Regions from separate parts of the Homo sapiens genome. Here region 2 is linked to region 1. The links are chromatin loops, found by intact Hi-C in ENCODE. Cell type or tissue: PC-3. All regions are shown on one strand. Links, peaks and the distances in the headings refer to the core of each region. The heading gives the core; the rest is flanking DNA.

What was found. Peaks named below come from ENCODE experiments on the same cell type or tissue, not always from the same donor. Only the 100,000 strongest peaks of a DNase experiment are listed, where the experiment ranks them.
Region 2: it touches region 1 in a loop (3-fold over the local background); 1 of 110 quality-filtered maps calls a loop at or near these places.

What each region holds. Positions count from the first base shown.
Region 1 is chr21:36,659,466-36,665,466 of GRCh38, reverse strand. All of the region lies in intron 1 of LOC105369308 (a long non-coding RNA gene), which reads left to right. Among named protein-coding and RNA genes, the nearest start is that of SIM2, 37 kb to the left of the region's middle. RefSeq lists enhancers at 5,345-5,844, 5,845-6,001. In PC-3, for the core only: a CTCF peak has its summit at 3,418; a DNase peak (open chromatin) is centred at 3,386; H3K27ac peaks cover 726 bases.
Region 2 is chr21:36,716,104-36,722,104 of GRCh38, reverse strand. It overlaps SIM2 (SIM bHLH transcription factor 2), which reads right to left. Exons shown (of 11, transcript NM_005069.6): 4 at 2,176-2,284. Among named protein-coding and RNA genes, the nearest start is that of SIM2, 20 kb to the right of the region's middle. RefSeq lists an enhancer at 1,807-2,593. In PC-3, for the core only: a CTCF peak has its summit at 2,765; a DNase peak (open chromatin) is centred at 2,904; H3K27ac peaks cover 2,373 bases.

The sequences.
Region 1 (6,001 bases), core at 702-5,701:
CTTTACTGTCATTTTAGTGAGATTTGAGGAGAGTGTAGAGATAAACACATGTTGGCCGGGCATGATGGCTCATGCCTGTAATCCCAGCACTTTGGGAGGCCAAGACGGGCAGATCACGAAGTCAGGAGTTCGAGACCAGCATGGCCAACACTGTGAATCTCCATCTGTACCAAAAATACAAAAATTAGCTGGGCGTGGTGGTGCATGCCTGTGATCCCAGCTACTCGAGAGGCTGAGGCAGGAGAATCGCTTGAACCCAGGAGGCAGAGGTTGCAGTGAGCCGAGACTGCGCCACTGCACTCCAGCCTGGGTGACAGAGGGACTCTGTCTGAAAAAAAAAAAAAAAGAGAGAGAGAGAGAGAGAGAGAAACACCTGCCTAACTGGAAGCACCCTACAGTATCTTGATGTCTAGAGTAGCCTAGATTGGTCCTGTATAGACAGGAGACCTCCCTCCTTAGGGAGCTTAAGGGCCAAGAGTGGGTCACAGAGGGACCAGCGGGGTGTCCCGGATTGCCCCTGTTCTCTCTGGAGGCCAATCCCAGTGCTAAAGTGCAGTATACCTAAGTCACAGCTCCTCACCTTACAGGGGAAGCCTGAGCCCAGAGACCCGAAGTAACCCGCTGCGTGCCACTGCCAGCAAACGCACGACAAAATGACAAGGCTGGCAGGGAGATCTGGGCTGGGGTGTGGCCAGGGACAGCAAGTTGTCAGACTTTGTGCAACAGCGTTGTTGGCCTTCAGATTTGGCAGATTTTCATTCATTCGGGGAGTGCTGCCAGGTTTTGTTAATTAATTAAATGGAATTTATTAAATATAAAATGAAATGTCCATTTTCCTCTCTTCCAAGAATATGCCAAAATTGTAGCTTTACTCTTGTTTGAATGCTAATATTCTCTCTCGCTCTTTCTCTCTCTGTGTGTGTGTGTGTGTGTGTGTGTGTGTGTGTGTGTGTGTGTTTAAGGAGGAGAATAGCTATTGGTTCTGGAAAAAGTGTAACTAGGCTCTGAAATGGAAGTGCCCACTTCTGACCTTGGCTTCCAAACTCCCCTTTTCCTTCTGCACCCCCTCCTCATGTTGCCACTTTCTCTCTGGCCTCACAGCCTTGGCAGTGCTGGCCTCTGCCTGGACCCCTCTCCCCTCTCCCTTCTCTTCCCCTCCTCACTCCTGCTGCTTCTCCAGCTTAGATGCAGCTTCCTCCAGGAAGTCTCCTGAGATTTCCAGATGAGGGGAGGGCACTGATGAGGCTGCCCTGGGTGCCCCATTCTCTGCCTCGGGGGATTTGTCCCACATCATTGTGCTATCACCCCGAGTCTGTGAGCTCTGGAAGAGCAGCTGCCAGGCTTGCAATAATCTCTGCAGTAACCCCGGGCTACTGTCAGCACACCACAAATACTCAAGGGACTGAATGAAAGAGGTGGAATCCATCATTCTTTCTTTATTTCCTTGGCTTGAATCCCGCCTTTCATATTCATATTCATATCATATTCCATTTCTGATCTGTTTTTTATATTAAAAGTGTCATCACAAAAATTTAGCTGGGTCATTGCCGTCCCCTTCTAGTTGAGCATTTTGCTATTTTAATGCAAAAATAACTCTTTGAGGGAGAGGTGAACAAAGCTGTTAGATAAAATTAATTGGAGTCATTAAAAGTGAGTAAGTTTTTTTGGGAAAACCAGATTTTAGGGGCCAGTCCGGGGAAGCTCTGCAGGGGAGCAGCAGCTCCCGGGGTTCACCCCGCATTGCTCTCTGCTTTGTTCTGTGACCGCTGGGCTGTGGCAGCTGACTGGTGGTTCTCACTGGTAGCTGCTTAGTGGCGGTGACATATTAATTGAACCTCACTATTTCCAGGTGTGTGGCACACTCCAGGGTCACCAGTGCAGGGGGTTCATGTGTGTTCAATTACTGCTGCGATATGAAGGAATGCAACATGTCATTGTTCAAGTGTCAATTACCACCCCTCGCGGGGCTGCCTGAAAACTAAACCAATCAGCCCCTTCCCTGTGGAGCGTGTTCTGTTTGGGCTTGAAACGCTGTAAAGCACGCTGTAAACCATGTGCGTGTTCTCGAGAAACAGGGAAGAAACAGAGAGCCGAGAGGGGAAGGGCTAAAGGGCTGGTAAATTTATCTGGAAAGTTCAGGCATGTTCCCATTTATTTCCAGAAGGCACTAGGCAGTGTACAGGATATAAGATTGGAATTACAAAGTCACAGAGAGCTGAAATGATTCACTCAAGGATGCAACTATTTGCTAGGGGCCAGAGATGATGAAATATCTGTCGTTGTATATACCGGAGTTTTTATATGAAGCTAGTTTATGGACTTTACTTTTTTTTTTTTTTGAGACAGGGTCTTGCTCTGTCTCCCAGGCTGGAGTGCACTGGCACAATCATGACTCACTGCAGCCTCGACGTCCTGGACTCCAGCAATCCTCCTGCCTCAGCCTCCGGAGCAGCTAAGACTTCAGGCATGAACCACCACGCCTGGCTAATTTTTTTTGTAATTTTTATAGAGATGGGTCTCACTATATTGCCCAGGTTGGTGTCAAACTCCTGAGCTTAAGCAATCTTCCTGCCTCAGCCTCTGAAAGTGCTGGGATTACAGGTATGACCCACAGTGCCTGGCCAACCATATATATATATATATATATATATATATATATATATATATATATATATATGTATATGTGTGTATATATATATATATATGTATGTGTATATATATATGTAGGCCAACCATATATATATATATGTATGTGTGTGTGTATATATATATGTATGTGTATATATATATATATATATATATATATATATATATTTTTTTTTTTTTTTTTTTTTTTTTTTTTTTTGAGATAGAGTCTTGCTCTGTCACCCAGGCTGGAGTGCAGTGGCACGATCTCAGCTCACTGCAACCTCCGCCTCCAGGATTCAAGCAATTCTCCTGCCTCAGCCTCCTGAGTAGCTGGGATTATAGGCGCACGCCACCCTGCCCAGCAAATTTTTGTATTTTTTTTAGTAGAGATGAGGTTTCACCATGTTGGCCAGGCTGGTTTCGAACTCCTGACCTCAAGTGATCCGCCTGCCTCAGCCTGCCTTGGCCTTCCAGAGTGCTGGGATTACAGGCATGAGCCACCGCTCATTTTACATTTTACATTTTAAATGTTTATAGCTAGCATTTACGTGAAGTGCAGAAATATACAATTATCTGCAAGTCTTGGCCCCATGTATATTAATCTAAAGTTGTGATAATGTGGCAATTGAAACATGAAATTAATTTATGTAAAACGTTGAAAAAAGCGAAGGTCTTCTGCCTGCTCCTGCTGTTGTGAACTGTCACCGAATCCTTTCCCCTTTGGATTTATTCGGACCGGCACGAGGCCATGACACACCAAGCCTGTCCCAGGAGGCCCCCTGTTGGAGGGATTGTTCTTTCCTTCCTTCCTTTTTTAAAAGGCATTTTTCTTAGAAGCCAGGAATGGTTATTATAATTAGTATTTATTATACTGTCTTCCTTCCTCAAAGTCACAGTGATCAATCATGTTTACCCTCCTTTAGTGCTGCCCTGTATGGAATAGATATTATCCGCCTTTTTCATAGCAACAAAAAGAGGGTTAACATTCTCATCCCAGGTCACCTGACGAATTATTCCATACTGGAAATCAAAGTGGCTTCAGCTCCACCACTGCTTAGACAAACAAGCCGCATTCCCACTCTCCATTCTTTCACTCTGGGGTGCTGGTAACCCTCTTTTGTTGACCTCTGTGTTTGTTCATCAGTGAGCAAATACTTGTCAAATACCTACTTTTAAATCTGTTCATTGTTGGTTGAAAGAATACAGATCAAATTCCAAACCTCAAAACCACACTGAACTCTTCTCCATAGGAAAAGTGGTCCTTGTTGGCCACTTTGATTTCATGCCGATTTCTTTTCTTTTTCTTCTTCTTCTTTTTTTTTTTTTTTTTTTTTTGACGGCATGATCTCTGTTCACTGCAAGCTCCGCCTCCCGGGTTTATGCCATTCTCCCACCTCAGCCTCCCAAGTAGCTGGGACTACAGGCGCCCACCACCACACCCAGCTAATTTTTTTGTATTTTTAGTAGAGGCGGGGTTTCACCGTGTTAGCTAGGATGGTCTCGATCTCCTGACCTCATGATCCGCCCACCTTGGCCTCCCAAAGTGCCCATTTCTTATTCTTTCTCCTTCCTTCCTTCCTTCCTTCCTTCCTTCCTTCCCTCCCTCCCTCCCTCCCTCCCTTCTTTCTTTCTTTCTTTCTTTCTTTCTTTCTTTCTTTCTTTCTTTCTTTCTTTCTTTCTTTTTTCTTCCTTTCTTCCTTTCTTCCTTTTCTTTTTTTTTGACAGAGTCTTGCTCTGTTGCCCAGGCTAGATAGAGTGCAGTGGCGTGATCTCAGCTCACTGCAACCTCCGCCTCCTGGGTTCAAGAGATTCTCCTGCCTCAGCCGCCCAAGTATCTGGGATTACAGGTGCCTGCCACTGCCCCCGGCTAATTTTTGTATTTTTAGTAGAGACGGGGTTTCACCACCTTCATCAGGCTGGTCTGAAACTCCTGACCTCGTGATCCACTTGCCTTGGCCTCCCAAAGTGCTGGGATTACAGGCGTGAGCCACCGCGCCCGGCCCTTTCCCCTCTTTCTACATCTCTTCCTTTAGTCCTTCCCTTCACAAAGCCTCTGTGTAATCACGTTGCCTTTCCCCTGGAATCTGGACGTCGGCTGCCGAATACATTGAACCCTATGGCACTGCTACTATTCAACGATTCTTAGCTCAAGGCTGCTTGAGCTGTAGCTTGTGCCATTGTAATCAGACTGCACAATACCTGGAAAAGAATTTTTAAAACAACACAATGCCATACAAATCTAAGGTGTGTGTTACTGCTTTTAATATTAATGTAACTACCTCACTTGTTGCTGGATTATCAACAAATGAGGTAGTTGCTTTAATTATCAACTTTCATTGATAATTTACTCATGAGAGCCCTCAATGAGGATCCTTCAAAAGAGCCATGTTCTCCCCTTTTGTGGGTGGTAAGTGGGACCTGATCAGGAAGGAGCACAGCTGGGTGTGCCCTCGTGGACTCTCAGGTGGACAGAAATTGGATGAGCGCCCTGTTGTGGATTGGCCGACCTAAGAGAGAGCAGGTGTCCCTGAGGGTAAGGCCTCCTGCCTGCCCAATTCATGCACCAGCAGTTAGGCTGCCATGTTGTCCTCATTACCCGAGAGCAAATCTCTTTCTACATAACTACAACTGCATTAATTTATTAAAATATAGCACAAGGTAAAGGAGAGAATCTGCTCTGATTCTCTGCCCTTGCTTGGGTTTCCATGGCTGGAATTTGCAAGCTGCTAAAGAAGACACAGCCCCACACACAAAACGGCTGAGAGGAAGACTTTTTGGGCTATCAGGCTGGGCTGAGCTGGAGCCCAGGGGAGTGAGCTGGTGCATGGGGCCCACAGCCTGGTGCCTCTGATTTTCTGATGACCTGGGCTCCAAGGTGGTAGTTGGCATGACCATGTTAATCAAACAGTTCAATAAAAATTCACTGAGGCCAGGTGTGGTAGCTCACACCTGTAATCCCAGCACGTTGGGAGGCCGAGGCAGGTGGATCACAAGGTCAGGAGTTTAAGACCAGCCTGGCCAAGATGGTGAAACCCCATCTCTACTAAAAATACAAAAATTAGGCCGGGCGCAGTGGCTCACTCCTGTAATCCCAGCACTTTGTGAGGCTGAGGCGGGCGGATCACAGGGTCAGGAGATCGAGACCATCCTGGCCAACACAGTGAAACCCTGTCTGTACTAAAAACACAAAAAATTAGCCAGGCGTGGTGGTAGGTGCCTGTAGTCCCAGCTACTCGGGAGGCTGAGGCAGGAGAATGGCGTGAACCCAGGAGGTGGAGCTTGCAGTGAGCTGAGATCGCGACATTGCACTCCAGCCTGGGCAACAGTGCGAAACTCCATCAAAACACACACACACACACACACACACACACAC
Region 2 (6,001 bases), core at 689-5,688, 57 kb before region 1:
GCCCATTTCTCACAGGTTTATCATAAAACAACGGGGGTCATTTCAGACACGGAAAGTCAGCAAGGGAGCAGCTGGGGAGAAAATGGAGCAGCTGGGGAGAAAATCGAGCACTTGGGAATCTCAACCCCTGCACCCCTCGGCCGGCTGTGGAAATGAGTCAGGTGCGGCCTCAATGCTTCCAGCCCTTGTTGCTTCAGACTCAAAGGCTACAGAAACAGGGCATGAAAGGGTCTCATGATATTCCCAAGACTCATTTGCTCTCATTTATAATCCCTCTTTGGGAGGTTATGACCCAGGCAGGGTAAAATGAAACCGGGGGTAGGGGGAGAAAGCCCAGTCCCATACAGTTAACATACTGTGCAATTTTCAGGCCAGGCACGGTGGCTCACGCCTGTAATCCCAGCACTTTGGGAGGCTGAGGTGGGCAGATCGCCTGAGGTTCGAGACCAGTCTGACCAGCATGGCAAAACCCTGTCTCTAATAAAAATACAAAAAAATTAGCCAGGCGTGGTGGCAGGCACCTGTAATCCCAGCTACTTGGGAGGGCTGAGGCAGGAGAATCGCTTGAACCCAGGTGGTGGAGGTTGCAGTGAGCCGAGATCACACCACTGCACTCCTTGCCTGGGTAACAAGAATGAAACTCCAACTCCAAAAAACAAAACAAAACAAAAAACCGTACTGTGCAATTTTCAAAAACAGTAACAGCACTATGTTCTGCAATTCTCTGACACCTGTTGTCTTTGTCCAGCTTTAAACAACCCCACAGTGAAAGAATTCGATTCAGGTGCGATGTTCTAGCCTAGCCCTCATTTTTTAGAAATTACCTCTTCAGAGCCATGATTCATGTTGATGTCTGCAGACATATCATATCCAAGAATCAGACCTTAGCTACAACTAGGTGCCCCATCTCATTTCAGAAACCAACATGCCAGGCTCTCTCCTTGGTAAGGAATAATTAGACTCCAGTGACTATTTCTGGAGCTGGAACTTGCGGGCCACAGAACTGTCTGCAAGGGATTTTACAACTGTGTGTGCTATTTTGTATTCTCTCTTCCCAGCCCGAGAATGACCTCTCCCCACCAACCCCCAGAAGACAGCAATAAGAATGCAACTCATGTTTTTCCTGCAGCCAGCTACCCCATTCTCATCACCCTTAAAGCCTCTTCTTTTGCATTTTGTTCCACTGGGGTATTCTGGCCAAGCTGGGTGCCATAGTCCAAAGCACACATAAGACCCATTTGTCAAGAGGCCTGTTGGCCTCACTGGATGGTTGGAGGGAGTTAAAAGGCCAGGGCCCCTGGAATAAGTCCTTCTGTATCTTCCTAGCACTCATCACAATTGAAATTTAAGGAGTCATTTGTGTAATGACCAGGGCTTCTTAATGATTTGTGCCACAGCACAAAACCTACAGATCCCTACTTGGAGTAACATTTTTAAATACATAAAATAAAATATATAAGATTACCAAAAAAGCAACTGTATTGGAAAATAATTATCAAAATATTTCAACACAGTGATACGGATATAAATGTGCTGCTTTATTAATACATAAATAAGAAGATTCAGTAGCAGGTCTTAGAACTCCTGAAATTTTGAAGTAGGCATGTGGGCATAAGCGATATGTTTAAACCTGCAAAACTTTCCTATGATATGGAAAACATCTGTGATTTCTATTGTTGGCAAAGCCACAGGTACTAGGGACCCCAAGATGGTTTATCATCTATCATCAGAAGCAAAGGAAATGCCAAATTTCAACTGGAGGAAACACATATGTAATTTTCCCCATGAAATGTCATGGACCACCCCCGACCCCCGAGTTTTAGGCACGGCATCTTGGTTAAGGAGAAGCTTGGTCTAGACCCGTGATGCTGTAATCCCTGGAATTCTGACCCAAGAGCACGAGGGGAGCAGGCTTGCACCACTTTTGTCCTCTACCTAGCACTCAACACGGGTTCTGGCCAACAATAGGAGCTTGATGAATATTGGCTTAAAAGACACAGGTATCAATGCAAATCCCCACGTGGTGGGTGCTGTGTGTGTATTGGAGAGACCTGGGCTGGGCAGTCCTAGTCATGCCCAGCCACTTGGCAGATGTGGGAAGCAAAGCCCTGAGTTCCATTTAAGAATGTCGCCTTGCTTTTAGTCTGTTTTTTTTTTTCCCTCTGGATGGAATACCTTGGAGCAGGTGGTGGTGCAGCGGCTGGTGGGCCGTGAGGACAGCGGTCATCTCATCGTGGTCAGAAGGATGGATGTATTCATAAATACTGTTGCCCGTGAGCTCCACCTGCCGTGGAAGGGAAGGGTCAGAAATGCCACCGCCTCTCTGGGATTGGCGCAGGGGGAGGGGCAAGGTGTGTCACAGGTGCTCACCCTGCCAGGAACAGAACTTTGATCTCTGCTGACAACCCACACCTTTGCCAAACGCAGAAACAGTTTTCTTTTCTCAACAGAGCTCAGAGCTCTGAACTGTCTCCCACACTGTCTAAAAAGGCCATGGCACTGAGGCTTGAGCTTGCAGCCAAGAGAACCCTTAGCAGGAAGGACCAGAAAGCAAAGGGTGGAAAAGGTGGGCACCAGAGGTGGGCGGCGCTGCTGGCCTGGGCAGCATCCTTCATACAGAAGAGGGCTTGAAACAGACCCAGGCCAGGGTCTCTGTCCTTCCCTTGCTGGCGATCTGAGGGGACTGGGTGGCCAGAAGGCCAGCTGTCCTGTCCACATAGTGCTCCCTGTGGAAGTGTTGTCCACTCCGAGGCCGACCAGCCGTCCACGGCAGGGGCGCCACTGCGCCCGAGGAGGACATGAACTCAGACAAAGGCCCTTTCTTCGTCGACTCTGAGCTGTGCCCCTCAGGCGCTGCCAGGCCTCTCTCACATTACCAGCAATGAGTCTCTGGCCCTCCCAGTCCGAGATGACTGTGCTAATTCTGTGGCTCCCGCCCAGGGGTGTGGCTGGGGCTGTGCGTGCCCTGCGGGAGGGTCTGGGCCTGCTCCAGAGAGCCACGTTATATGGGGATTATGTCCTGGGGTTGCTGCCTCAACAGTCCGACGCTACCTATTTCCAGACACAGCCCACAGAGGACAGCACATCCATGTCACTTTGCAGGAATGGATGGCCCCAGGAAAATACCCATCATAGTTACAATTTTTACACAGAGGTCCCTGGAGGCCCAAATTCCCGAACTTGAGAATCTTTCGAATGTTCTCTCAAACATAAGCACCAGGAGAGGATATGATAGAGTCTCAACACCTGGGCCCCCACCCACCTTAAGATGGACAGTGGCACAGAATGTTCTAGAAATGACTAGCAGAGCAGCCTTCTGAGCAGTGGTGGGTGGATCCTATTTTTAGAGCTATAATCAATAGTGCTGAGGGTGGCAGACAAGGACAGTGAGTCGGTGAACCCCAGCATTGTTCAGGGGAGGCCCAGGGGCAGTGGTAGGACTTCCTCCACCACCAAGGGGAGTCCCAGTGCCCAGCCTGAGAAGAAACTCAAAGCATGTGGGAAACCGTCCTTGGGTGGCGAAGGATCTTGGGTAGGTCTGGAGAATTCCTTCTTGACCCTGCCGGAAGGAGAGAGGGTAACTCAAGATAACAAAAGGAGGCTCATGGTGTGTCTTGTCCCGAGCCACCCCCTTGTTATTTTTAGGTGTGTCTTGCTGCAGGTGTCGCTGGGAGCCTGTGGCTCTCCATCAGAGGAGAGACAACATGATTATCTGCAAAGTGGCCATCCTGACGGTGCCACCTCACGCAACAGGACAACCCAGCCAGCTGCTTAATGGAGAAGTTCTGGGAGTTGCAGTTCCAGATTAGCATCTAGGCCATCAGCTTTTACTTGGGACCAAGGGGTCGTGGAGGGGTGAAGTGATTTATCGCACTCCTCTGAGCCAGTTCTTCCAATTTGTTAAGAAGAGCGAGTTGCTTTCTTATTCAGAATAAGTTACACTTCTGGCCTGCTAAGTCATCTTGTCCCTAAAACGGCTCTCACAGTTCTATGTTTTACATTATTCATGGAATGTTTCCTTCCAATATTATGCAAACAGAGCAACAGAGAGAATCCTATTAGAGGAATCCTCCCTACCCTCTACTTAACACCCACTTCCCAAGCCTGGCACTTTCTCAACAGATCTCCCAGACGGACATTCGCCTCCCTGAAAAGTTTATTACAGGATTTCATTTAAGAAAAATAATAAAACTAAATATTCTTCTTTCGAGTCATTCCTGTTAATCCTTAAAAAGTTTAAATAAACTGGCAACAGGTAAGCCAGCCATTTGGGACAGGACCATTTCCTTTTTTCCTCAGGGTGGCAATGACTATGCCCTGGGAAGGCCTGTCCAGGTGCGGAGTGGCAGAAGCTAAAAACTAAGAGAGTTGGCTTAAGAAAATATATATTGACACTTTGGTAGGCCGAGGCAGGCGGATCACCTGAGGTCAGGAGTTCAAGACCAGCCTGGCCAACGTGGTGAAATCATGTCATACTAAAAATACAAAAATTAGCCGGGCGTGGTGGCATGCGGCTGTGATCCCAGCTACAAGGGAAGCCGAGGCAGGAGAATCGTCTGAACCCGGGAGGCGCAGTTTGCAGTAAGCCGACATCGCACCACTGCACTCCAGCCTGGGCGACAGAGCAAGACTCTGTCTCAAAAAAAAAAAAAAAGAAAAGAAAGAAAGAAAAGAAAATATATAGTGACTCACAATTTCAACAGTTTATTTTAAAAATGAAAAAATAACAAAATAGAGAAATGTTATATTGGCCTATCGTTTCTCCCTTCCCCATGTTTTCAGGGAAAAAGAATAATTCTGGTTTGCTCGAAGTTCTTTTCTGGAAAAAAGTAACTGATGTGTTTTCGGGAAACAACTTTACCTCCTTGCAGAAAGACCTTCCATCTGTGCTTATTAAGGGTTAGATTTGCGTTTTAATCCCAGAGTAGGTTCTTATGTTTTCAGAGTTCCCGTTCTCAACACATGCTTTTGAAGAATGAGAAGGGTGAGGTTGCACAGATGAAAGGCTTGGTTTTCTGAAGGCTCGAGTCTGTGACAAAACGAACGGGAAAACTCCAGAGCTGTCTAGGAAGTGAAACAGCCTTCAAATAACGGAAATGTCTTTACAGAACAAATTTTGGAATGATAAAACAGTCCTGACCTTAAGTCAAAATTATGGTTGACATGGTGTTTCCTGTATTTACGTATCTATCCACGCTTTTGAACACTGAGAGAAATGTGACTACCTCACAAAAAAAAAAAAAATTATGGTTGTCGCTATAAAACTCCCTGGGTCTCATGCATCAGCCTTATTAAAACAGACCTTCCATGTGATATTTTAGTATTTGCAAAACCCTGCTAACTACAAAATGGATAGCTTTCCTACTAAGAGCTTTTTTATGTTTTGCTGAATAGCTTTTCTTCTTGCCAAGAAACCTACACATGATAAATACAGCACTAAATGCATATATTCTGTGTGGAAGGGGAGAGTTGTTTGGCACTCTGAAAATGCACGTTACTCTGGGGTGTTTTGCTGAGTATGGTAAATTAAGGATTTTAAAACAAGATGGTTTGGGTTTCAGGGTTCAAGTTATGTCAACAAACATAATTATGTTGTCTTTTGTCTTTATTTCAAAAGTGAAAGGATTAGGTCTTGTACCTCCAAACAACATCATCGATATGTTTATGGTTGTTTCTGGCCACAATCTCAAATAAGACATTCTTTTATGTGTCTCATAAATAGCTATTTCTTACATACGTATATTTATTTGAACATGTATACTAGTTACCTAGATGCTATATAACTGTGTGAAATGTTGGTGAGGAAACTTAACCCAAGGATACTTAAAAATGTATACAGCAGCTACATTTTTACACGGGGATTTTTCTTCCTCCTCCCTAAATAAAAGTAAAATAATTGCATTAACCAAAACAGCACATGGAACTAAATCATTTAGTAAACACGCATGGAAAAACATTGCTGCCCCAACTCTACCTCATCCACGTAGATAGAAACTTGTCT